Linked DNA regions of Homo sapiens: all the other regions are linked to region 1. Evidence: chromatin loops called from intact Hi-C (ENCODE). Cell type or tissue: heart right ventricle. All regions are shown on one strand. Each heading gives the region's core, and the rest is flanking DNA. Links, peaks and the distances in the headings are about the cores only.

Region 1 (7,927 bases), core at 987-5,986:
AACAGGCGCCCGCTACCATGCCCAGCTAAGTTTTTTGTATTTTTAGTAGAGACAGGGTTTCACTGTGTTAGCCAGGATGGTCTCAATTTCCTCACATCGTGATCCACCCGCCTCAGCCTCCCAAAGTGCTGGCATTACAGGCATGAGCCACCGCGCCTGGCCGTCAGTAGCTATTTTAGATATCTGAAAAGCGAAAATTTGCCAGAATGTAGCAGAATATTCCCACTACCCACCCTTACCCCATGGCTGTTCTGTGCTTTCAGGAATTCGTCATCATTTTCTAGGAGTTGCAGGGAACTTGTCCAGAGTTCCAGCAGGCACTGCTGGAGGCCAGCAGCTGTGTCCTTTGCAGAGTGAGGTTTCTATGAGAAAGGCATTACTTCTAGTAAGTTCAGAGAAATTAAAAGGCTATTTGGCTGTAGACAAGTGTATTCACTTTAAATCTGTACTCTCTGTGTTCCAGAAGGAAATGGCTTTACTTACCAGCTTCCTATTTGTAATTGCCATTTGTTTCCAAGTAAGGGAACATAAGCAAAAATGTTTATTTTTCAGTTTATTCAAATGTTGATATTTTTGGTAATTTGTTTCTTTTTTTTTCCTTTCCTTTTATTTTCTTTTTCTTTTTCTTTTTTTTTTTGAGACTGAGTCTCACTCTGTCACCCACACTGGCGTGCAGTGGTGCGATCTTGGCTCACTACATCCTCCGCCCCCCAGGTTCAAGTGATTCTCCTGCCTTAGCCTCCGAGTAGCCGAGTAGCATGTGCCCACCACCATGCCCACCTAATTTTTGTATTTTTAGTAGAGACGGGGTTTTACCGTGTTGGCCAGGCTGGTCTTGAACTCCTGGCCTCAAGTGATCCACCTGCATTGACCTCCCAGAATGCTGGGATTACAGGTGTGAGCCACCACGCCTAGCCTGTAGTTTCTTTTCTGAAGTATTTTGGCTCACTCTACATTCTGATAAACAACTGCTGTTCAAATTTCTTTGTCCCAGTAGACTGTACATTTAACTTTTGAGCAGATCTGTTTCTTTAAAGGATGATTGGCAAGTGAGAGTCCTTACAGATCGATACATGCCAAACTAGAGAAAATTGGACTTCAATAATTGGCAATTTCTTCTCTAATCCCAGAAACTGCAGTTTTAAAATTTATATCTTAAAGACTGCAGAGGGAAAAGAGAACTACCTTGTGAATGCCTCCCATTTTTAGACAGTTCCTCAAAAAAGGAGCCAGCAAGGAGGCTTCCACAGTTTCATGCTTCATATTCCTCTAAGCTGCTGATAGGACCAAAGGGGCTGCCTTCTCAAATCTCCTCCTCAGCCCTTTGCACCTCTCCCTGTGCCCTCATTGGCCAGCTACACTCACAGCCTCATTTCCTTCCCTTCTCTCCTCCTTTTCACCTTGCCACACTGAGATGCTCAGGCGCCAGTCTTAGCTGCTTTTTTAACTGCAGTTATGGCCCTGGACCCCTTTGCCAGGCCCTCTCTGCTTACTTTGGGGTTCTGGTCTCTGGTCTGCTCCTTCTCTCCTTGTGATAACTGAGACCTAGAATAAAGGAGACAGCAAGTTTCTGGGGAAATAGTAAGTGTGGCTTTGAATTTGTTAAGTTGGAAGGCTGTAGGATAATTAGATAGAATTGCCTAGTAGGTAATTGGACACTTGAGAGGGATTGAAGGTAAAAGAGAGTGAGAGAAATTGACGATTAAGATATCCCATCAGTGGTGAAATGGGCTAGAACCCTAGTGTACTAGGATTGAAGGATTTACATTTGGAGAGGAAAATGGACCTTTCCTTGGGACTAGAATGAAAAGAATAGATGCTCTAATAGATCTGCCGGGGTGTTGAAAAGAAAGGCAGAAATGGGGTTCCTCTGTACTAGTGGAAAGGGACAAAAACATTGAGTGTGAGGAGGTGGGGAAGGCCTGTAAGGTTGGAATAAGACGAGGGAAAAGAGGGTCAGTGAGGAAGGGATTGCTGAGTAGAACTAAGGGCCTCCCCTGAGACTGGAGGTCATTGTTGTGTAAGAGCTCCTTTTCTGTAGGATGGATTTCCTTCAGCAGTGCTGAGCAGCAGGAGTAGAGTAAGAAGGGGTGGTCAGGATGCTAGAGCTGCCCTTTGAGGGTTTGGAAGGAGTCAACCAGCTGAAGGTGCCAATATGACTGTCAGTAATGTTGCCTTCTTTAGGGCTTGGGCTGTGGAGAACATGAAACTAGGTGTTCACGGCTATACTGGAGAGAAGGGAAGTGGCTTTAACTGGCTGCTGCATCCTGCTATGAACACAGCACCTGGCTCATAAATGTGCCTCATAAATGTTGGCTGACTTGGAGTGATGGAATCAGAGAACTAGTTTTGTAGGAATCAGAGGTGGTGATGGGATCTTTGATAGAATGGCATTTTTGCATTTGTTTTGGTAGTGAAGTAATTCTTTAGCGTGTCAGGATATTGAATACTGAATATTGAAGCCAGGGAGAACATGGCAGGAGACCAAGGCCTCTGCAAGTCCTGTGTGGCTTATTGGTGTTGATGGCATGAGAAGTAGCCATTATGAGTAGAAGCTGTGAGCTTCGGCCGGGCGCGGTGGCTCACACCTGTAATCTCAGCAATGTGGGAGGCCAAGACAGGTGGATCACTTGGGGCCAGGAGTTCGAGACCATCCTGGCCAACATGGTGAAATCTCGTCTCTACTAAAAATACAAAAATTAGCTGGGCATAGTGGCGTGTGCCTGTAGTCCCACCAGCTACTCGGGAGGCTGAGGCAGGAGAATCGCTTGAACCCAGGAGGTGGAGGTTGCAGCGAGCCGATATCACGCCACTGCACTCCAGCCTGGGTGACAGAGTGAGACTCGGTCTCAAAAAAAGAAGTTATAAACTTCAAAGTAGAGGGGATTTGCATGAGGGCATGAGGAAGGGATGTCTGGGAAGGACCTAGTGATCCTAAAGAGTGCCGACCCTACTGTCTAGGCCCTGAGGGTCAGGTGTTGTAGGAACTGAATGATAGGAAGGGGAACAGATGACTTCTGAGGAAAGCCAGGTTGTGGGAGAAGGTGGGAAGACATTTGTGAAGAGGCAGAGAGTGTAGGAGGCTGTTCTGAATAGGGAGGTTCTCAGAATGGGGAAAAAACAGAAGGCCTGCAACAGTGTTCTTGACAGACCCAGGAGGGTTTGTGTCAGAATCCCTGGGGCCAGCAGTGGGCTGATGATTATGGAGAAGTGCAGCATGGCAATAAGGTAGCTGTTCTGGAATGACTGCTGATGCTGCTGATGTCAGAGGAGACTTGTGCCAGGCTAACAGTATGTATTGCATTAATGATCTTATTTGATCCTCATAACATGTATTACCCTTATTTTACAAAATATGGAAACTCAGAGAAGTTACAAATTTACCTAAGAGTCACATGGTCTCATGGTTCCAAACCCAGTTCTTGCTGGCGGTGCTGATTTCTTTTGTGCACCTACCCTTCATGTATGGTCCTGTTCAGAGATAGCATCGGTGTAGGGATGTATAATGCATTCTTTGATGTATTGCTGGAGAGCTTGCTCATTCCCTGCCCAAACTTGCTTGGCTGTGGCTCTCTAGCACCCCCTGGTGGCAGCAATGGTATTGTGATATGCTAAGGTGAATGTGAACACTTCCTAGCCAAGGTACCTCGAAGTCACTGATGTGCTGCAGCAAGAACATTTCCTTTGTTGGGAATGTGGCACTTATCAAACACAGCCTTTAACAGTTGTTTACGTACCTATCTTAACTGCAAAGGAAGAGTTTAATGTTTGCATACCCCTACAGTGTTTAGCTAAGACACTTTAAATAGAGTGTGAAAGGAGAAACCCCAAGGGGAATCAAATTCTGGACTGAGCCCTTCTTATTCATGGGTAACAACGCCTTCCACCTTAGCCCAAGCGTAAGGGCCATCCCTTCCCTTATATCTGGGATGATACTCTTTCCCTCTTTTCTTTCATCTTTATTATGTACCATTTCGTTAGCTTTTTTCACTAGCATATATACATATTTGAATATCTCATCTAAAAACAAAGAAAAGCTTTGGAACACCCCCCACTTCACCATCTGTCTCCCATTCTTCTAGTTAAGTTTCTTGAAGAATGGTTTATCGAACATCTTTCTTCTCACTCTTTTCCCAACCTGCTGCCTCGTGGCTCTGCAAATCTCAGTCTGCCACCAATGATACCTTTTGTGACCACTGAATGAGAGAGGGATACCATAGTTATCAAGAACCTGTGGGCAGGGCAGAGAGTGATGTGAACTGTAGGGCTTCATTGAAAGTCTTGATGCTGGCAGCCATTCTGAATTTCAGCTATTGCTTTGCAGTTTGAGCTGCTTCTTTCATGAACTCTCCATAGCAACAGAGCCTTAATTATTGATGCTGATTGGTTCTGTTAAGCCACATTGGGTAGGCCAAGTATTGATAGATAACATTGGTGTTTTAGAGACATCTCATGGGTTGCCTGTCTTCCCTTCTGGATTCTGAATCACTTAAGAAGTAGATCCAGAGGTCAAATGGGGATCTAAACATGAACTTTCTTTTTGGTGAGAGCAAGACTAGAGGATGTGACTTAGATATTCTATGAGAAATCTACCTTGGAATCTGCTTATTGTGTGAGTGGGTCTGCAGAGCAGACCTTCCTCCACCAGCCACAAGGAGGCCCTCCGAGCTTGGCTTTCATTTATCAACCAGAGAAGGCATTGGTAGCTATTTATGGTCTGTCAGTTACATATCTCACCGCTTTGGTTCTTCATATCTGGCTCTCCATGGCCTCTCTGTCAGTGCTGCATAGTTCTCAGCAGGATTTCTGACCCTAGATGGCAGGTTTTATGGAAGAGTGGTGGTCCTGTTGTGGACTTAAAATAGAGGGTGGCTTACTTGGTTGAATTTTTATCCAATTGAAAATTCTTAGGACTGTTTCTGACAATTTGCATTTTTTTATAGCTAGATTATTTGTACATATGAAAGGCTCATCCATTGATTAATGAGCCAATTAATGAAGTCAAGCTGATAGTATCCTTCTTGTTATCACAGGTCCATTTTGTTTATTTTTGTCTATTTTACAGGTTGAATATAAGCTGGGATTCCAAGTGGACAATGTTTTGGCAATGGATATGCCCCAGGTCAACATTTCTGTTCAGGGGGAAGTTCCACGCACTTTATCAGGTAAGTAAGAGTCTTCAAAGACAGAGTTAACATACTTTTTCAACTGCATCCCCTATGGCCCCAAAACAGAAGTTTACTGATGTGTAGTGTGTATTACTTGATAGGCATAAGATGTATGAGTACTGTGAAAAGTAATTTTTGTAAATATTTGCACTGTGTTCTTAAACCATTCTCTCTTTTCTGTCCTTCTGGAACTCTCTGTGCTCCGCCCTCCCTGTCTCTTTTTCTGCATTGCTGGTACTTACCTCCACATGAGTCCCTGTGCCTGATCTTGTTTCCCTTTGATTAGGCACCACATTTCACCCTGTGGCCCAGATGATCTTTGCACGGTCATGTTTGACCCTGTGACGTGAAGCCCATCAGTGCTCTCCACTCCCATCAACTGAACATTCCAGACTCACCACCTTGTGTCCTGGATCCTTTACCATCTGCCCCTGCCTGCCTGTCTAGCCTTGTTGCTGCACTTGCCCCAGAGTTGTAGCAGTTCCAGACTACATGCAGTTCTGATCTTCAAGCCTTTGCATGTGCTGGTCTCAGTATTTGGGATCATCTTTTCCTCTTTCTGCTCGTGAACTCCTTTCTATTCATCCTACTCATTCTGCAAGACTCAAGATCTGCACTGTCTTTTTTCTGCCACCTTCTCTTCTTTCATTTGTTAACTTCTATTCTTCCTACCCCTTAGAACCTTATATTTAACTGTTTTTGCACTGATTACATATCTAGCAATTCCCTTGATGCATAGCATAGAGTATGGTGCAGGATAGGCACTCAGTACAGTCTGAGTAAATGAATAAGTGTATTATTTACACCAATTTAACTGCTTTTGAGCTAACTTCTTAGGCTCTTGAAGTTGTGGTATTTGTAAGAAATGGATATTTTTAAAAATTGAAAGTATCAGCCACAATAGTGTTGTGAAACTTTTTCTGGCAGTCATATTCACTGTTATCAGTGACATACATTAAGCTTAAATAAAGCACAGGAGGGCTGCTTAAATTTTTATGGGCAGTAAAGGAATTTAGAAATGCCCATATCTTTAATGCAGTCATACAGATGGTAGAATGATAGGTTTTAAATTTGTAGGAAAAGAATCTTAAAGATTGGGGAAAAAAATTATATGCACTGAAGTCTGTTATCCCATTGTTACAATTATGGATTAAAATCAATTTCTGTTGAGAAAGGTGATAGCTGACAATTTATCAGATTCATTTACAGGTTTATATTTAATCTTTTTATTAAGAGCAGACATACTTGCATTTTGGTAGTGAGTTGTCTTTCCATTTGATCATGTAATTTCTGTTGTTACTATTGCTGATGTGTCTGTTAAGGTTTGCCTTATGATCCTTCAGTTTTAGTGTACTGGAATAGCAGGACTTATGAGACAAAGTGGTGTATTAAAAACAATGAGCAGAAGTTGAAAACAATTATCTCTTCATTGATGTCTTGGTTTGTTCTTTAATACTAACTTTTATATCCATAATGAATTAAATGCTTAATGTCTAGAGGTGTGGTAGTCTGAAGATCTCTAAAAACTTTTGTTTAGTTACTTTATTTAAATGTATTACTTTTAGTTTTCTTGCAGCAAAAATAAGTAATTCTAAAATGTTTAAAAGAATCATTTTGGGGCATTAATGTTGATTTTTAGAAAATGTAAAATATTTTTCTTATCTTTTTTAAACAGTGTTTCGGGTAGAGCTTTCCTGTACTGGCAAAGTAGATTCTGAAGTTATGATACTAATGCAGCTCAACTTGACAGTAAATTCTTCAAAAAATTTTACCGTCTTAAATTTTAAACGAAGGAAAATGTGCTACAAAAGTAAGGAATTTATTTACCAAAATATGTTTTACATGTATGTGAGAAGGTGAAAAATAGAGTTTGTTGTTTTTTCACAGATTTAAGTATGTCCAACTCATGATTATAGTTGCAAGTGAGAAAAGAGCACTGGCAGGTGAAGTTTTGAGATAATCCCAGATGGTTGGTAGCCAAGAATCTCACTCAGGCCTCATTCAGTCCATGCTTTCTCAAATCTTTTGTCAGAATTGCTAAGATGTTTTCCATTAGGAATAGTGCTAAAATGGTTGAAGAGGTAAAGAAATAAGAAAAATCTGTTGGGACTTCTGAGTAACTATGTTAACTGTGTTTCCCTTATCAAGTTACTTTTATGCAGAAGCATTGCTCTCGGGTGAGATAGACCTGGGTTGGAATGGCAGCTCTGCTCTTTTCAGGATATTGATACAAGTTACTTAACCTCTCTGAGGCTTAGTTTTTTCATCTGTAAAATGGGCATAATACCTGTTTCAGAGGTTTGTTGTTTTTTACGGTTCATTAAATCTAGCCTAAAACTTAGAATACCGTATGTGGGTACTTAGCAAAGTTAGTTCTTTTTGGTTTTGAATTATCTGTTACTGAAGAAATCGAGTGGATATGAAAGAGTTCCAGCATGCTAGGTCATAAATCAAAGAATTTTAGAGTTCTCCTTACAAGTTTAGTCCAACCCACTCACTGTAAGTTCCACAAAGCTACAGTGACCCAAATTTACAAGGTCACGTAGGTAGAATTGGTTAGTATCTAAGATGGGGGGGGGAAATATACTTTAAAAAAACCTCGCAAACCCTCAGTGCTTACTGTGTTCTAAGTGCTTGATAGGTATTACACCTGTTTAATCCCTACAGCAACCCTAGGCAATGGGTTCTCTCATTGTCTTCATTTTCAGAAAAGGAAGCTGAGCTTCAGAGAATCTAGCTTGTCAAGATCAGATAGCTAA
Region 2 (7,927 bases), core at 1,072-6,071, 150 kb before region 1:
TGAGCACCGTCTCTTCTGTTCCCCAGGATCCTGCAGGCCCAGGTGCCTCCTGTGTTCCTCCAACAGCAGCAGCAGTACCAGTACCTGCAGCAATCTCAGGAGCACCCCCCTCCCCCACATCCAGCTGCTCTCGGCCATGGCCCCCTGAGCTCCCTCAGTCCACCTGCTGTGGAGGGGCCAGTGAGTGCCCAGGCCTCCTCAGCCACCTCGGGCAGTGCCCACCTGGCCCAGATGGAGGCCGTGCTGAGGGAGAATGCCAGGCTGCAGAGAGACAATGAGCGGCTGCAGAGGGAGCTGGAGAGCTCTGCGGAGAAGGCTGGCCGCATTGAGAAGGTAGGCCCTGCTGGGGCTTCAGAAGGGCAGACCAGAAAGAGACCCCGAGGGGCTACCTGGGGAGTGGGTAGTCCAAGGAGAGGCAGAGGAGCCTGAAAACTGTTTGGCTGGATTTCTCCCTATCCCTCTGTCTTCCACCTCCCTCACTCCTCATGCACCCTCCTGAGCTGACTCCAGACAGCTGGGGAACAGCCGAGAGGCCGGCAGAGCAGGCCTGGAGCATGAACAGTTGCTGGCCAGTGGTGATTAGAAAGAGCCCATTCACCAGCTCCTTGCACACTCGCACCCTTGCCCTGCACACACCCCCTCCCATGGACACCTCCCACAGAGAGCCCTTTGTGTCCCCCACACAACAGCAAGTCTGTTCCAGGCCAGCCCTGGCCAAAAAGAAAACTTCTCCTCTTGGAAAAAAAATGGGCGACTTGTTGGAATCACAGGCCAGCTAAGAGCACGTGCGGAACCTGCCAGCAGCCAAGTGGGAGGAGCAGCCGGGGCCCAGCTGGCCCTCTGGGTGGATGGTGATGCCTGGGACACCAGGCAGAGGCAGCTCTGCCTGGTGCCCGCTTCTTTAGTGAAGGGTTACCAGTTTTCCGCTGAGGCTCAGTTTTAGCAGATGGCCTCAGGCCTCCCTTGACTGTCCTGTGGTGTCCAAGTTAGGTCAAACCACCCCATCATGGCTGGAGTCTTTCGGTGCCCACTTCTGGCCAACTGTACTCAGTTTCTTGGTGGAAGCCAGCCAAGAGTAGAATGTTTCCTTCTGGACACTGGGCACAGGGAAGCTGTGTTTAGTCACCCCGCAGGCAGCTACTTCCAAAGTACCTGGCCCTGGGTTCACTCAGCATCTGGTCCTTGGGGCAGCCGATGGGACCGTTGCTTGCTGGTCCCAGCAGTCTATTCTACTTCCGGAGGCTACAAGCTTCTGACCATCCCACCATAGTCACCTGGAGGTTTTGCTCCTGTTTGGTGGCCTCTCATCTGTCACCTTTTCTGATGGAGAGTAGTGGGTCAGCCTCGAATCACTCCCTGGGAGCTCTCGCCTTCATTCAGCTCTGCTGTCTGACTCTTGCAGCTGGAAAGCGAAATCCAGCGGCTCTCTGAGGCCCATGAGAGCCTGACCAGAGCCTCCTCCAAGCGTGAGGCCCTGGAGAAGACCATGCGGAACAAGATGGACAGTGAAATGAGGAGGCTGCAAGACTTCAACCGGGATCTTAGAGGTGAGAGCCAGTCACACAGGTGGAGGTTGGAGAACCTCTGCAGAGGACTTACTTCTTTTGTTCTAGAGAAAAATTGGGAATCTCTATTCTCTGTCAAAAGTGCAGATGAACTCAGAGAGCCAGGCTGAGACCCCTTTGGAGCTGCCCTGATAGAGAGATGCTTGTCTCTATGTACTGGGCCTAGGATCCCCTCAGGGATGATGGCTCTTGACAGAGGAGGCTCCCACCCATGGGGCCCTGAGCTGAGCTGGGGTTTCCTTATGAACCCATCCCCAATATGGAGGATACAGCCCCATCCTGATAGGACGTCAGGAAAAATCCCAAGCTGGCAGCTTCACCTGACACTAAAACATCTTTCCTTCCCTTGAAACAGAGAGATTGGAATCTGCAAATCGCCGCCTGGCAAGCAAGACACAGGAGGCCCAGGCCGGCAGTCAGGACATGGTGGCCAAGCTGCTTGCTCAGAGTGAGTAGGGGCCCCACTAAGAAGCCTGGCCTGTGTGCAGGCAATGGGACTGCTGCACACCCTCTGGACTAGGAAGATTGGCCTTCCCCCTTGCAAAGTAGTACTTTGGGAGCAGGTTTACTGCCCACTGTATGCCCAACACTAGACTGGATCTGGGGATAGTGGGGATAAGTGGCTTCCAAAGAAGAATAGGATCTAGTTCTGTATCTTTTAAGAAGATCAGCTGACACAAGAGGGAAAGCCAGGGAGCAGTGATTTGCTGAGCTTCGGTGCTGACCACCAGTGCAGTGCATTGGGCAGTGCGGGAGGCAAGGTAGCCCTGAAGACAGATGAGGTGAAGGAGAAGGACAGGTCTGAGAGCTTCCCAGGGAGTTCCTGGCAACAGAAAGGTCGGGAGTGTGCAATGGGAATGTGAGAGGTAGGGGGGCATGGTGGAGCTGAGCCATAGCAAGCCAAGTGGAGGCATCTGAGGCAGCCAAAAATGGGATCCTAGACCTTAACCAACAGATGCATTCTAAACGGGGCGGTCTAAGCATCCTTGAAGAATGGGCAAGTTCATTGACTAGTCCATTTATTCATTCATTAGCAGATGTGTTTTAAGCAACTGGCAGATGTTCAAGAGAGAATGGGAGCAGGCCCAGGAAGGTACCATGGCAGGGAGGTCAGGAAGGAAGTGGTGAGCTTAAGAAAGGAGCAGGTTCCCACAGATGCAAAAGAACAACGGGGGTGGCCCTAGAAACCGGTGATTAGGAGCCCCGGTGGCCTGAGAGAGGGGCTCTGTGGGGATGGCAGGGGTGGAGAGCCAGCCAGAGGTGAAGGAGCTATTGGGCAGTTCAAGAGGTACATGGGGTGGGTGGCAAAGGGAGCCCTGAGCTCAGCAGCAGGAGGCTCTAGCAATCAGAAGAGACTAAGAACAGTTATTTATTGAGCTCCTACTAGGAGCTTTAGTGCTGTTCAAGGTGTTTGCAGAGAAGTGGAATGGGAGTGGTTGGTAGCTGGGTAAACATGGCTTTGAGTCTTCACAGGAACCCTACTGTGAATGGCACAAAGGGTAGTGTGGGGTGCAGAAATGGAGGAGCAGCTTGAGGACTTAGCTCTGGCTGGCAGCACCCCTATCTTCCTTCAAAGAGGGTTCAAAGACTAGGGCAGGGAATGGGGGAACACAGCACTGAAGGAATTGACAGGGTGGGGCAGGAGGTAGGCTGGTCTCTTCTGGCTGGGTGGGGTGAGATGGCAGCGGCTTAAGGTCTCTGGGAAGGAGTCAAAGGGAAGGAGGGAGAAAGGGGAGGGGGCAGCCCTGGGGTTTCCCTGAGGAGTCTGGGGAGGAGAAGCTGCAAGGGCACGGCAGATTAGGGTGCCTGTGGAGGAAGGCGGACTTCTGGAGCCTGACTCTGCCAAAGAAAGGAAGCCATGGGGCGGGTTTCTGGGAGCTTGCTAGTGGGTGAGAAGAGGGGGGCCGGCCGGGAGGCGTTTCCGCTCCCCGGGGAGCGAGTGAGCGCCGAGCTGTTCTTGGCTCCTCGCTGGAGCCATTAATCTTGCAGCCGCGGGTGACCTGGATGCCTGGCATTCCAGAGCCGCGAGCTGTTCCGCTCCCGGCCCGCCCCCCGCCGCTCCCTCCCGTGCGCGCTGCCTGGCGCCCTTCGCCCGGCTTTGGGAGGAGGGAGGGTGAGCACAAAGGGAGCCTGGAACGTGGAGGTGGGGGCTCGCTCGCTGCCCAAGGCGCATCCCGGGTCCCGTCGGCGCCTCGCCTGCCTTCCTGCCCTCCTCCGCTGGCCTTCGGGCGTCCTCTTCCCACCCGCACCCAGACCACTTATTTCTTACTAAGGAGCTCTCCTTCCCGAGATCCCGCAGGCCCAAGGTTTTATCAGGGTCCTGTTGGTAGGGGATGGCCAGAGCTCAAAGCCTCCCAGCCCCCACCAGGGCCTTAGAGGTTGGACAAGGCTGCAGGAAGCTTCTGGAAGCAGAGGGCTGGGTCCTCCGGCCCCTTCCTCCCCCAGGGCTGAGGAAACCCAAGCAGCTCTTCCTTGCTCCCTAGTAGCTATTGCAAAGGGAGGTGTCTGATTGACCTCCCTTTTATCTGGGGTCAGTCAACACTAGGAAAGTGTGGCCATTATCACCAATGCCATCTGCTTTTCCTCCTAGGCAAGCCACGCAGCCCCCCAGCACTGCCCTTCTGGCCCTTCTAGGCCAGCAGTGCCCCCTGGGGATCTGGCCTTGAGGCCTGAGGCTGGCCTGTTAGCTCCACCCCCTTGGGAATATTTCTTCTCTCCCTGCGCCCCAGATTCTCCAGCTATAAGATGAGACAGAGTCCTTCCCCACAGAGTCATGCTAAGGCTGAAATGAGATGCAGGCCCTGGGCAAACTGAACGCACAGGTGGACTAGGGGAGGGTCCTCCCTGCCTGAGTCCCAACCTGGCTGCCCCTCCTCAATGGATGTTAACACCCCACTCAATGGATGTTAAGCCAGCGAAGTATGAACACATCCGTTTCAATATTATTGGACTTCCTCGTATTTTCCTCCATGCCACAGAATGATACCATCCTGGGCTCAGCCTTCAAACATCCAAAATGAATCAAGAGCTAACCTGAGTTGCCTCTGTGTCCTCCCTGCCCTGCCCCAGGGACCTGAGTAAATGAATCCTCCCTTCCACATGCCAAGGTCTCAAGCCTTCACCCTTCTGTTCCAGAACTTGCACTGTCCTATATGATAGGTACTTAGCTGCATGTGGCCCAAAGATTGAAATTAATGAAAATAAATTAAATTTAAAATTCAGTTCTCCCATCTTACTAGCCACATTTCCAGTCCTCAGTGGCACGTGTGTCTAGTAGCCACTGCATTGGAGGGTGCCGTATAGAACAATTCCACTCTGGCAGAAAATTCCACTGAATCAGAATGCTGTTCTAGAGACAGTGCCTTTAGGTTCATTAGCGGGAGCCCATAGCCCTGCCCCCCACCTGCTCTCCAGCAAGGTAGGCAGCTGACCTGCTCCTCAGGGGGCAGCCTGGGACTCTCAAGGGGCAGGTGCCTGGGAGGTGGATTTAAGGCTAGAACATCAGATGGAGGGCTCTGTGGTCTGGCTTGGGCTTCTCCTGGCCCTATGGAGAGGGCCTCTGAGCAGTTTCTTTGGGCAATTAACAAAATGATTTAAAAGTCAGGATAGCTTGACCCTTACACACTAATCTTTGGGCCATAGTCATTTTCACTGTACTGCAGACTTTGCATTTCCTTCTGAGCCTGGTTGCTTACATCTCAGTGTTCTTTTCAGACCATGGAAGGAAATGTAGCCCTCAACGGACCTCTCGGCCTGGGTCTGCAGAAGGAGCCCCAGAGCTCTGGGTGGCCTATAAGTACAAACGCCTCACCATGTAGCCAGAGGCAGCCTGGGCCTTTGTAGTGTGGCCAACTGGGGTTTCCATTTGGCAGCACCATTCACCTCCTATGTTTCTCCCCTATAAGTTGGGGATCCCAAATCCTCCCTGGAGGGGCTGGAGGATTCGTGGAATAAGATGTGTAAGGGCCTGGTGTGCCGACAGCCGATGGTGGTTCTGTTCCCCCTTCTTTCATTCTCCCACTGGAAGGAGGACCATGTCACAGCCTACCTGAGTCTCTATTTTCTCATCTGTACATGGGCATCACAGTTCCTACCTCAACAGTCTCGAGCCGTCACAAGGTTCAAGGGATATTGTGGATGTGTTTTAGACATGGTGCCCCTGGCACAAGTGGATGGTGTTTGGGGCTGTCCCATGGCAGTATGTCCCAGTAGAAAGGCAGGGTAGCCCAGTTGTTACTGCAAGGGTCCTGGAATTGGGCTCTGTCATTTACTCCTGACTTAACATGAGCCTTGGTTTCTTCTTCCATGAAACAGGGTTAATAGTGGTACCTTATTCCTGTTATTTTTGAGAGAATGAGAAGCAACTGTGCTCATCCAGTGGTCAGCACTGAGCCCAGGAGGCAATGGGGCCAGCCAACGTGGTCACTGTCACTGATCAAGCCTCTTTCTCCCTACAGGCTACGAACAGCAGCAGGAGCAAGAGAAGCTGGAGCGAGAGATGGCACTGCTGCGCGGCGCCATCGAGGACCAGCGGCGGCGTGCCGAGCTGCTGGAGCAGGCTCTGGGCAATGCGCAGGGCCGGGCAGCTCGAGCCGAAGAGGAGCTGCGCAAGAAGCAGGCCTATGTGGAGAAAGTGGAGCGGCTGCAGCAGGCGCTCGGGCAGCTGCAGGCAGCCTGTGAGAAGCGGGAGCAGCTGGAGCTGCGTCTGCGGACTCGCCTGGAGCAGGAACTCAAGGCCCTGCGTGCACAGCAGGTGAGCTGAGAAAGTCTCCAGGCTAGGGCAGCATCTGAGGATGTTGGCTTCCCTTCCTCCTCGGGGACTGTAGGTTTGGAGGCCAGGGCTGAGGCCCCGGGAGCCCCTGCTTAGATCTAGGCTGCAGGCCCGTTGGAAGGCGGCGAGGATGATTGCTCTCTGCTCCACCTTTGCTGCGTGCTCCCTTCCACTCGTTGTCTTAGTAGAGGCCCTGCCACCTGGCCCATGTCCAGCCTCGGGGGACTCCTGTCCTCGGCAGCAGCAGGGCTAGTTGTCCTTGACCTCTAGAGAAAGTAAGTCAGGAACCTGGATATAGAAGGCCTGCGAGCTTTTTTTTTTTTGAGATGGAATCTCATTCTGTCGCCCAGGCTGGAGTGCAGTGGCGCGAACGCTCACTGCAACTTCCACCTCCCAGGTTCAAGCCATTCTCTTGCCTCAGCCTCCCGAGTAGCTGAGACTACAGGCGTGCGCCACCACGCCCAGCTAATTTTTGTATTTTTAGTAGAGATGAGGTTTCACCATATTGGCCAGGCTGGTCTTGAACCCCTGACCTCACGTGGTCCGCCGACCTTGGCCTCCCAAAGTGCTGGGATTACAGGCATGAGCCACTGCGTCTGGCCACCAGCCAGCTTTTATATGCCTCCCCAAGATTGGGAGGAAAGATGGTTGTCCAGATCCACTGTGCTTAGCCTCACTTCGGACTTCTGTGTAAACAACTCTTGGTGTTTACAAACCAAATAGAGTTATTTCTCCACTCCCAAACCTACCCTTGCCACAGAGGTAGTGTGACTGAACCCCCTGGTTTGCCCAGTTCTGTTCTAATGTACACCAGTTTTCCCAGTATAATTATTGATAGCACCCCCTTTGCCAGTTTGGAGGATTATCTGTCTGGTCTCTATGCCCTTGCCCTAGGATTCAGGGCAGGGGTATGGGGACCTGTGCTGTATCCCCATTTCGGTAGAGGAAGGATGGGGAAATGTATGCTGTGTATGGCTGAACACGTACATGTACAAGTGACAGTCGTGTGGAGGCGAAGACCAGTGGCTGCCACACCCCAACCTGCACCCTTGACCACGGTCTCTACTCCTTGCTCTGCAGAGACAGGCAGGTGCCCCAGGTGGTAGCAGTGGCAGTGGTGGGTCTCCAGAGCTCAGCGCCCTGCGACTGTCAGAACAACTGCGAGAGAAGGAGGAGCAGATCCTGGCGCTGGAGGCCGACATGACCAAGTGGGAGCAGAAGTATTTGGAGGAACGTGCCATGAGGCAGTTTGCCATGGATGCGGCTGCCACGGCTGCTGCTCAGCGTGACACCACTCTCATCCGACATTCCCCCCAGCCCTCACCCAGCAGCAGCTTCAATGAGGGTCTGCTCACTGGTGGCCACAGGCATCAGGAGATGGAAAGCAGGTTCGGCATTGCAGGCCAGGCACCTGAGGTTGGGGGGGTGGGTGGCAATGTCCAGTCACTGCCCTGCCCTTGATCCCTGATAAACAGGCCCCTTTCCCCATAGAGCTCAGCAGTCCCTCCTGCTTCTGAGCTGAACCTGCATGATTGGCACACCAGGCACTGTAAACATGCATTTGCCCAGAAATACCGAGTCCTTGGTCTGC
Region 3 (7,927 bases), core at 1,841-6,840, 390 kb after region 1:
TTCCATCCCCAGCCCCACACCACACCAGTTAGGAACATCCCTGAGTGGCCCCTCCAGGTCTCAGTTATCTCCAGACTAAAAGATGCTCAGAAAGCCAGCACAGTCCTGGGACCAATCCAAAGAGGAACAAAGGCCAAGATTAGGTAAATTGCCCTTGCCCGGGAATCTCACTCTTCTTCAAGTCCAACTTCACTAATTACCTTTCCTTTTAAAGCTTATAAAGGTTCCAGAACACCCTCCAATCTGCTGCCACCTCAAGGAAGCCATCTTTGATTAGAAGAGACATTGAGGCCAGGAGTTTGAGAACAGACTGGCCAACATGGTGAAACCTCATCTCTACTAAAAATTAGCCAGGAGTGGTCCCACAGGCCTGTAATCCCAGCTACTTGGGGAGGCTAAGGCAGAAGAATCACTTGAACCCGGGAGGCAGAGGTTGCAGTGAGCCGAGACGGCACCACTGCCACTCCAGCCTGGGCGACAGAGTGAGACTCTGTCTCGACAAAACAAAAAAACCCTTGAAACAATATATTCAAGTCAACAGAACATGGCCATGTGCCTCACACATCAGCATCATGGGAACACTGGCACTTCAGAGGCCAGTGGAAAAGTGGCAGTCCCGTTGGGGCTGCATGGCTGGCAGCTGACCACAAGCCCACACAGCGCTTAGGAGTCAAGTGCAGCAGTGATGGAGCTCACACTACTGAGAGAGCAGGGAAACCACACTGAAAGGGCACGTTTCTTAACCTCAGAATGGGGCTACTAGCCTCTAAAGCAGGAATTGCGTTTTGTTTAGTATTTCCATGGTCTGCTGCAAGGCGTGGCCTTTACCCAATGGATAAATGCGTACAAGGCTCTTGTGAGCAGTCAAGTTTCTCGAGGTTTACAGTTGAAGGGAAGTGGGATTGTTTTCCTGCGCATTTAAATGAAGGTAGGTGGGTGATCACCTTTCCTTAAATGTGTGAAGGGATGAGATAAAGAGATAGGCATCTTAATTGCCACTGATGGCCTTCAGGTGAGGACAGGCATGAGCCAACTGAAGCTTTGACAATTGTGCTGAACCCAAAACTTCAAAAACAAGAAAAAACATAGACTGGCTGAAATGATCTAAGTCAACAGAGCATGGCCAGCGCTTCATACAAGGCAGGACCACAGGGGAACACTGACAGCCCAGGAGGCACTGAGACAGAGGCAGTGGGAAGAAGTGACAGACCCCAGGGACTCCCCACCAACAGCAGCTGCTGTTGATTAGGAACCCCCAGTAGACTGTCAGGCACCTGGTAGTGGAGAGGCTACCAAGGCCCGGACTGGAGAGGAGCCAAAGGAAGAAACAGTGCAGTGCTTAGACCCCTCTGGGTCTGCCCGTGTCCATACCCACTAGGGAGATTCCATTCCAGAAGTGGACATATTCACCAACAGAGTGCCTGGGGCTCACTCATCACAGCTGCCCCTCCATGAGGGCATCTCACTGCAGCCTTAGCAGGGAACAGGGTCATTTGCATTAGGCAGCTGCTGTCCTAGGAGGTCTCGGTGTCCATACACTGCCATGTTCCCAAGGTGTTTCAAGCTCAAAAGTCTCATCTATGTCATACAGTCGTGCCTAGTTGGCCCGTCTCCAAGACCTGACATCCATCCTTCTACTCTGGCCACACCTGCCCATCTCATGAAATGGGCCTACTTTAGTCAAATGCCCTCAGGGCCACAAAAGGGCACCACCTGAGTGGAGAGAGCACATTTGACCTCCCATCAAAACCCTTCCCAGTTCCCAAAGACTAGTCACCATGACCTCATCCTGGCCCAAAGCCACAAGAACGGAATGCCTGCTACTAGTACAGGAGTAAGAAGCAAGGTCAGAGTTCCCATGCCTGCTGACTTGACCCTGTCAGAAAAACTCAGCAGGGTGTGTGCCCCAAGAGACTTTAAAAACAAAGTAAAGGCACACGTGACACTCCAGGCCAGATCATCTCTAGGGGTGCCATGCGACTGACAAAAGACTTATTAAGCATGCAGATTCCTGAGGCAATACCAGACTTGCTATTGAATCAAATTGTCTGAGAGTAGGGTCCTCAAATCAGTTTAACAAGCATCGCAGGTAATTCTGATGCCCACTAACATTTGAGACCAGTGTTCCAGATAGAATTATCCTTTTTTGGAAGACCTTCTTTAGGCCTTGAATCAAACTCAAACTTGCAGCCCTTCTTCAGTCACTTTTTCTGGTGTGCTGCTTCCTCCAATAAAGTAAGATATTAACCAGAAAAAAATAAAAGAGGCTGAGAGGGACACATGCCTCTAACAGAAGCATCAAGCCACTGACTTTTATTCCCATGAGCTCCTACTATGATGACATAACATGTCACATTTATTGCTCTTACCTACTTCCTAAGTTACTGCTTGCCTAATAAGGAAAAGGGCAAGAAATAAGAGTCCAAAAGACACTCAGAACACCAGCAGCAGCTTTCAAGTAAGGACTCAGGGTCAGGGTCTCACAACTCCTCCATTTCATGTTTCATTTACATTGTCTTCGTGCTCCAGCAGCAAGGCTGACATGTGCTTTGGGGTAGGAGCCTGGAGTATTTCTGCCAGATGGTCTGAGGTGACGTATACTCCTAGAGCCCAAGTGACCACCAGAAGGGACATGTGAGACAGCAGGCAGAGGCCATACATGGAGGATCACACTCCCTCAGACGTCATCAGCCCCATGCTTTATCCTTTGACTCCCCCTGATCCTCAAGGCCAGGTGGGGTGCCCCTGCTGCATGCTCCAGAGAACTGTGGGCCTCTCCTACCATGGCTCTCAATGCACTGTTCCATAACTGGCTTCTCCCCTGGACAGAGCCACCCTGGTCTCCTTGTAAGCTTTAGTTGGGCTTGTCCCTGAGTGTGTGGGGTAGGAATAGGAGTGTGTTCTTGTGTATGTTGCAATCTTTAGGCTCAGGAGACAAGGAGTTAGACCTGAGTCCTGACATGTGCACTCATTTGTACTCACCATTACATTCTATTTAATTGCTTTGAGCCAGACAGGCTGTTTTCTTTACCATGAAATATACTAATCATTCAAAAAAGCCTTGTGTTTAAGAAGACAGCAAAAAACATCACTTCAAAAAGGCAACTTTTTTTTTTTCTTGGCATCAATGAATATGCACTTCAGAAATCTACAGAGAACTTTTTTCACTTTGTATTTGTTCCACAGCATTCTAGCCAGGAGTACAAAATAGGAGCTCTTCAAGCAGCACATGAAGATGGCCCAGGAGCCTTCAGCCATCCAGAGCAGCAGAGCAGCACCTAAATCTCCACACACTTCCCAGTATAACCACTAAGAACACACTAGACCCTTGGCATTAGGGGATTTATCATTTCCAGTTCTATTATCTGGGAATGACTCCAAGGGTTTGTGACAAGCTTTTGAAACGTAAGTGCTAAGACGAGTGTGGACAAGTCACTGAGCTAATGAAGAATAGACCCACTGTCTGCTTGGCTCTGCTATTTTGTACCTGTCTTCACATGTGGGGAAACTTCATAACTGTGCCCACAAATCAGAGAAATTCGCAAAGGACTAGACAATGTATTGCCTGTGAACTTCAGAGGCAACTGGAAATAGTGCAACTGGAAATCAACTAGCTTCATACATAGGCGGATTTGTTTCCAGGGACCAAAAGCACAGAAGATAAGAAAACTTTTCAGGTGATGGCCATATTCTCATCATATCCTCTCTGTGTGGAGTCTGCCTGTTGTCACAAAAACCTTGACCCTACATCAAGTTACACCTTAACAAAGGGAAGATACAGGCATCAGATAAAAGGTACTTGTTTGAAAGGCAGCCATAAGGGAGAACTGAACTTAAAAAAAAAAAAAAAAAAAATTCCAAGCTGGTTTCAACAGTACTTTGTTTCCAGAACAAAGAAATGTTTCTAACCACATCTTGTACCCCTTCCTCATCAACTCCAGACTACCACAGACCTTTTTCCAAAACTGTGTGTCACACATCCAGGTCTTGTGCTTTAGAGCTGCCTCTCAGGCAATTTTAGCCAGCCATTTCTCCAAGTCCTGGATGTCAGCAGAGCCCACGTCCCCTCTTCCACCCTTGGCACTGCACTCCAGGAACTCCACTTTGAGGGGCAACTGTGAGAATTCAAACTCTTTGCCTTTCTTCCCCAGCTGAGCAGGGGCAGTGCTGGAACTGTCCAGTGTGCTGGGGGCAGCAGAACGGGTAACTCGTAAGGTGTTGCTGTGGGGCAAAAGGAAAGAAGTCAGGAGGCAAAATTTTTATACAGCAATTAAATCATATTAGTTTCTAAACATTTCAGCACTCATTTAAAACTTAACTATAGAATTGCCAATTATGCTATTAAGATTGTTGAATAATCCTTTGCATTTATAAGTCCCTCTCTTGGACAGAGAGGTGAGGTAGGTGGGGCGGGCTGGGGGGGTCAGACCTCACAGGGCTAGAAGGCAGGTCAGCAGTAGACCAGGTCACACCAACTTTCTTTCAGCCCAAGGCCCCCTTCTAAGAGGATCTACTGAATGAAGCCGTCTAAAAATATATTTTTAAAATACATGCTTTAAGTGTTATAAAAACATAAGTTTCTGAAAGTTAAGTGTGGGTAGATAGGGTATGTATTTTTATCTTGAGTCTATTTGGATATGGAGTTTAGAAATCCACCAACTCCAGATTCTCATATCTAACTAGGGCAGAATTACTATTATCCAACCTCTTTAACCACCAAAACCTTCCCAATGTAAGTCCCCTTACTGCCACCTGCTGGCCCTAATAAAGGGTGCATAAGCAACACTCATTTGTCGGCCTCCCCTTCCCCTTTCTGCTATCCAGAAGCAGAGGAATACATGCTGCCAATCTTCTTTCTTACAAAATAAAGCATTTCTTGTTCTGTAAAGTTGCTTCAAAATTAGTGAAGAATCCACAGGCAAAACTAAGCAATACCTTGTTTAGGAAGGAACACACACACACACACACACACACACACACACACACACTGTAAAAGTATTTTTAAAAAACAATACAAAACTGGATATTGCTGACCTCTTGAGGGAAAAGCTTTTGGGGAGAAACAGGGGCCTTCTAGGCATGGTGGTGAGTACATAGGTATTCATTTTAATATTTTTTAAGCTTAATGCATGTGACATATATACTATTATAAGTAAGATATTTTACAATAAAAATTTTTTAAGGAAAAAAGTAAAACATGTATTCAGCTTTTGCCACAAGGCCATGTAAATATAATATACCGTGTTATTGAGAGACTATGAAATGCCTCTAAGCTAACAGGGCCTAATTCTCATAAATCTGAGATTAAAATTAGTCAGATTCCGAATTTTAACTGATGTTAACCTTTACAATTTGTCAACATTTTGTTTCACTGCCTTTTAAGAAAGCATTGCCTTTCAATGCTTTTAAAAAAGGATTGGCTTCTGTATTGTTTTTCTCTAAGTCTATAGAGTGAAAAGCAAACAGCCTATGGAAAACATGTGTTTTAACCACGGGAGACTTGGACTGTACTGTTAAAAATAACCCAAGACTGATTCACAAATAACATTATGACAGTTTTGGCTTCCCCAAAACAATTCCCAACAATTTCAAGAGAATTTTTAGAAAAACCCAACCATCCAATTGTTCCAATGTCCTTATTAACCTAATGGCAGCAACAGATACAATCCAAGAGAGTGAGCATCAAGAGCACAGGAGGACAGGGTGATAAACTCGCAGCTCCAGACGGGAAAGGAACCACTGAAAATGGCATAGGCAGGGCTGGCAAAATTGTTCTGCAAAGAGCCAGAAATTAAATATTTTGTCGCATATTTTTCTTCTGTTTTTTACCTGCCCTTTAAAAATGTCGATTTACTCTTGGCTTGCAGGCCCAGGCAGGAGTTTGCCAATGCCCGAAGCTGACTAGATTCTACCAGACTCTAAGCTCCTGAGTACAGGAACACATTTCCTCCTACAGCTGCTCCCAACTGCAGTCTTGGCATCCACTAGATGCACTACAGGTGCTTCTTAAATGAATAAGGGAGTCAGTAAGTCATAGTGGGGAGAAAAGTTTCTAAAAGTTGAATTTATACAGTTTTTCCTCATCAGATCCTTTTCAAGGCCTTACACAAAAGCAATAAGAAAACATAACTTGCTTTACTATAAATGTTGATCATTTCTTCTACACCAGCTTTTGGCTAGCTCTTACAAATTGGCATAACGCAGAAGACATGCTAGATGCCTTAAAATTCAAAAGCTTATAGCTCAATTTACAAACCTTGAAACACTCAAAGCAGGATATATAATATTGCCAAGTATTTTAACAATCTAAGAAGCTATAATGTAGTATCAAAGACTTGTAGTCTTCCTCAGTGTTCTGTTCTTATTCTGTCAACAATAATTTCCAAAGTGGCTTTTAAATGTTTTAATTTCTTTTTTCCTGATTCTCAGTTTTTATTTTTTATTATTTACATGCATCCTTAAATACCACTTCACAGGCATTATTGAGTGGTGAACAAACACTTCCACTCACTGAAATAACACCGTTCTCAAGTTGGCATGTAAACTTTTTTAGCTTCTAAAACCTTTCAACTATAAATGATTTAGTAACAATGGTAAAATAAATTAAGTTTATGGTTTCAAAAAAATCTTCTTTCCATGAAATTTTAAAATATCTATAAGCACCCTAGTAAGTTTTTGTGATTCCATTATTTTGTAAATTATTTAACAAATATTTATCACACTAATCTTCAGTCTATAATTGTGATAATCACATAAAACCAAACAAAAGAAACATGAATATGCTGCTTACAGTCTAAGTGTTAAGATATATAATTAACCAACAGGCCTCTTTCACACTTACAGTTCTTTCTCCAGCTGCTGTTGAATTAACTTTGCTGATTTTGCCATTGCAATATCTGTAAAGAAATAAAGACACTGTTGTAGTTTAAACGAGAATGAGTTTTTTCCCCAAGACTTCTTACACAGAAGGAAAATTCCTATTTAAACCAGTAAGTTTTTCTCTTTTTTTAAAAAAAGACCTTTTATCACTAGTTCCTTCTCTATCAAAGTAAGCTTTATACTTGCACTAGGGGCTTTCCCAAGATAATGCTTATAAACATATTATGCTGGTGACCCTAAAACTGACTTTAGCTTTCCCTAAAGTTCTCCACACCTTATAGACCTTTCAATTCAAAACATATAAGTTTACTCAGTTTAACAGAAAGAAAACCTACCAGTGCTGTGATTATGAGAAGTGCCTTCACATGCCAAAAGACAGTGCCCTATCTGTCATTTTAAAGTAAACTTAGCATGTTTCCAATTGATCCTAAGACGGTATGTTTAAAGCATTAAGTGTACTAAAGGTAAGAAACAAGCTCTGGTTTGGCACAAAGCCCATGGCAAATAAACAATAACTCCCTTCCTTATATTCAATCAGGGAAATAAAGAGGTCAGGTAATGACGCTAATTGCATTCCCAATAAGGCATTATCAATATTATCTGGTCACTTCTGAGAAATGCCTTGAACTCTTCATAGAATCAGAATTTCAGATCTGGAAGAGACCTGAAGAGATCCACTAGTCTGTCTTATTGTACAGGTAACGGAACTGAAGCCCAGTTTTATTGGGGATTACTAGAAAAGTTTTCAATGGTTATCAGGTTAAAAGAAAACAACTTCAGCAAACTTCCCTTGATAAAATGTGCTGTACAGTAAACTTGTTTGAAAGCAGAAACTCCACCCTGCAAAACTGTGCATCTGATATCACATATTGTCAATCTGATGAACTTAACTTGGTAAAGTAAAATAATTTATAATCAGAAAAAACACTGTATCAAAGAAAAATCAGTTAGCAGTCACTTGGTTATCATTCCTTGGTCTTCTGGTTAGAAGACTGGTGAAAAGGTAGGAGTAGAAATAAATTTTAAGATTAAAAATCCTTCAATTTAT

The links. Hi-C counts contacts between places; a loop is a spot of excess contacts. Peaks named below come from ENCODE experiments on the same cell type or tissue, not always from the same donor. Only the 100,000 strongest peaks of a DNase experiment are listed, where the experiment ranks them.
Region 2: it touches region 1 in a loop (2.2-fold over the local background); 48 of 110 quality-filtered maps call a loop at or near these places.
Region 3: a loop joins it to region 1, with 7 times the contacts of the local background. A loop is called at or near these places in 23 of 110 quality-filtered maps.

Annotation. Positions count from the first base shown.
Region 1 is chr3:134,208,746-134,216,672 of GRCh38, reverse strand. RYK (receptor like tyrosine kinase) reads left to right here. Exons shown (of 15, transcript NM_002958.4): 3 at 5,066-5,165; 4 at 6,844-6,978. Among named protein-coding and RNA genes, the nearest start is that of RYK, 38 kb to the left of the region's middle. In heart right ventricle, for the core only: CTCF peaks have their summits at 3,388, 3,590 (motif pointing left) and 4,636 (motif pointing right); DNase peaks (open chromatin) are centred at 3,582 and 4,659; H3K27ac peaks cover 1,042 bases.
Region 2 is chr3:134,359,903-134,367,829 of GRCh38, reverse strand. AMOTL2 (angiomotin like 2) reads left to right here. Exons shown (of 10, transcript NM_016201.4): 3 at 27-333; 4 at 1,403-1,547; 5 at 1,921-2,013; 6 at 6,023-6,318; 7 at 7,417-7,724. MIR6827 (microRNA 6827) reads left to right here; the gene lies at 1-26. Among named protein-coding and RNA genes, the nearest start is that of MIR6827, 4.0 kb to the left of the region's middle. RefSeq lists a silencer at 6,189-6,483 and an enhancer at 7,780-7,927. In heart right ventricle, for the core only: no CTCF peak of the experiment used is centred there; a DNase peak (open chromatin) is centred at 3,509; H3K4me3 peaks cover 1,416 bases; H3K27ac peaks cover 5,000 bases.
Region 3 is chr3:133,815,847-133,823,773 of GRCh38, reverse strand. SRPRB (SRP receptor subunit beta) reads right to left here. Exons shown (of 7, transcript NM_001379313.1): 6 at 6,842-6,896; 7 at 2,282-4,221. The coding sequence ends at 4,008. Among named protein-coding and RNA genes, the nearest start is that of SRPRB, 14 kb to the right of the region's middle. In heart right ventricle, for the core only: CTCF peaks have their summits at 4,535 and 4,742 (motif pointing left); a DNase peak (open chromatin) is centred at 4,743.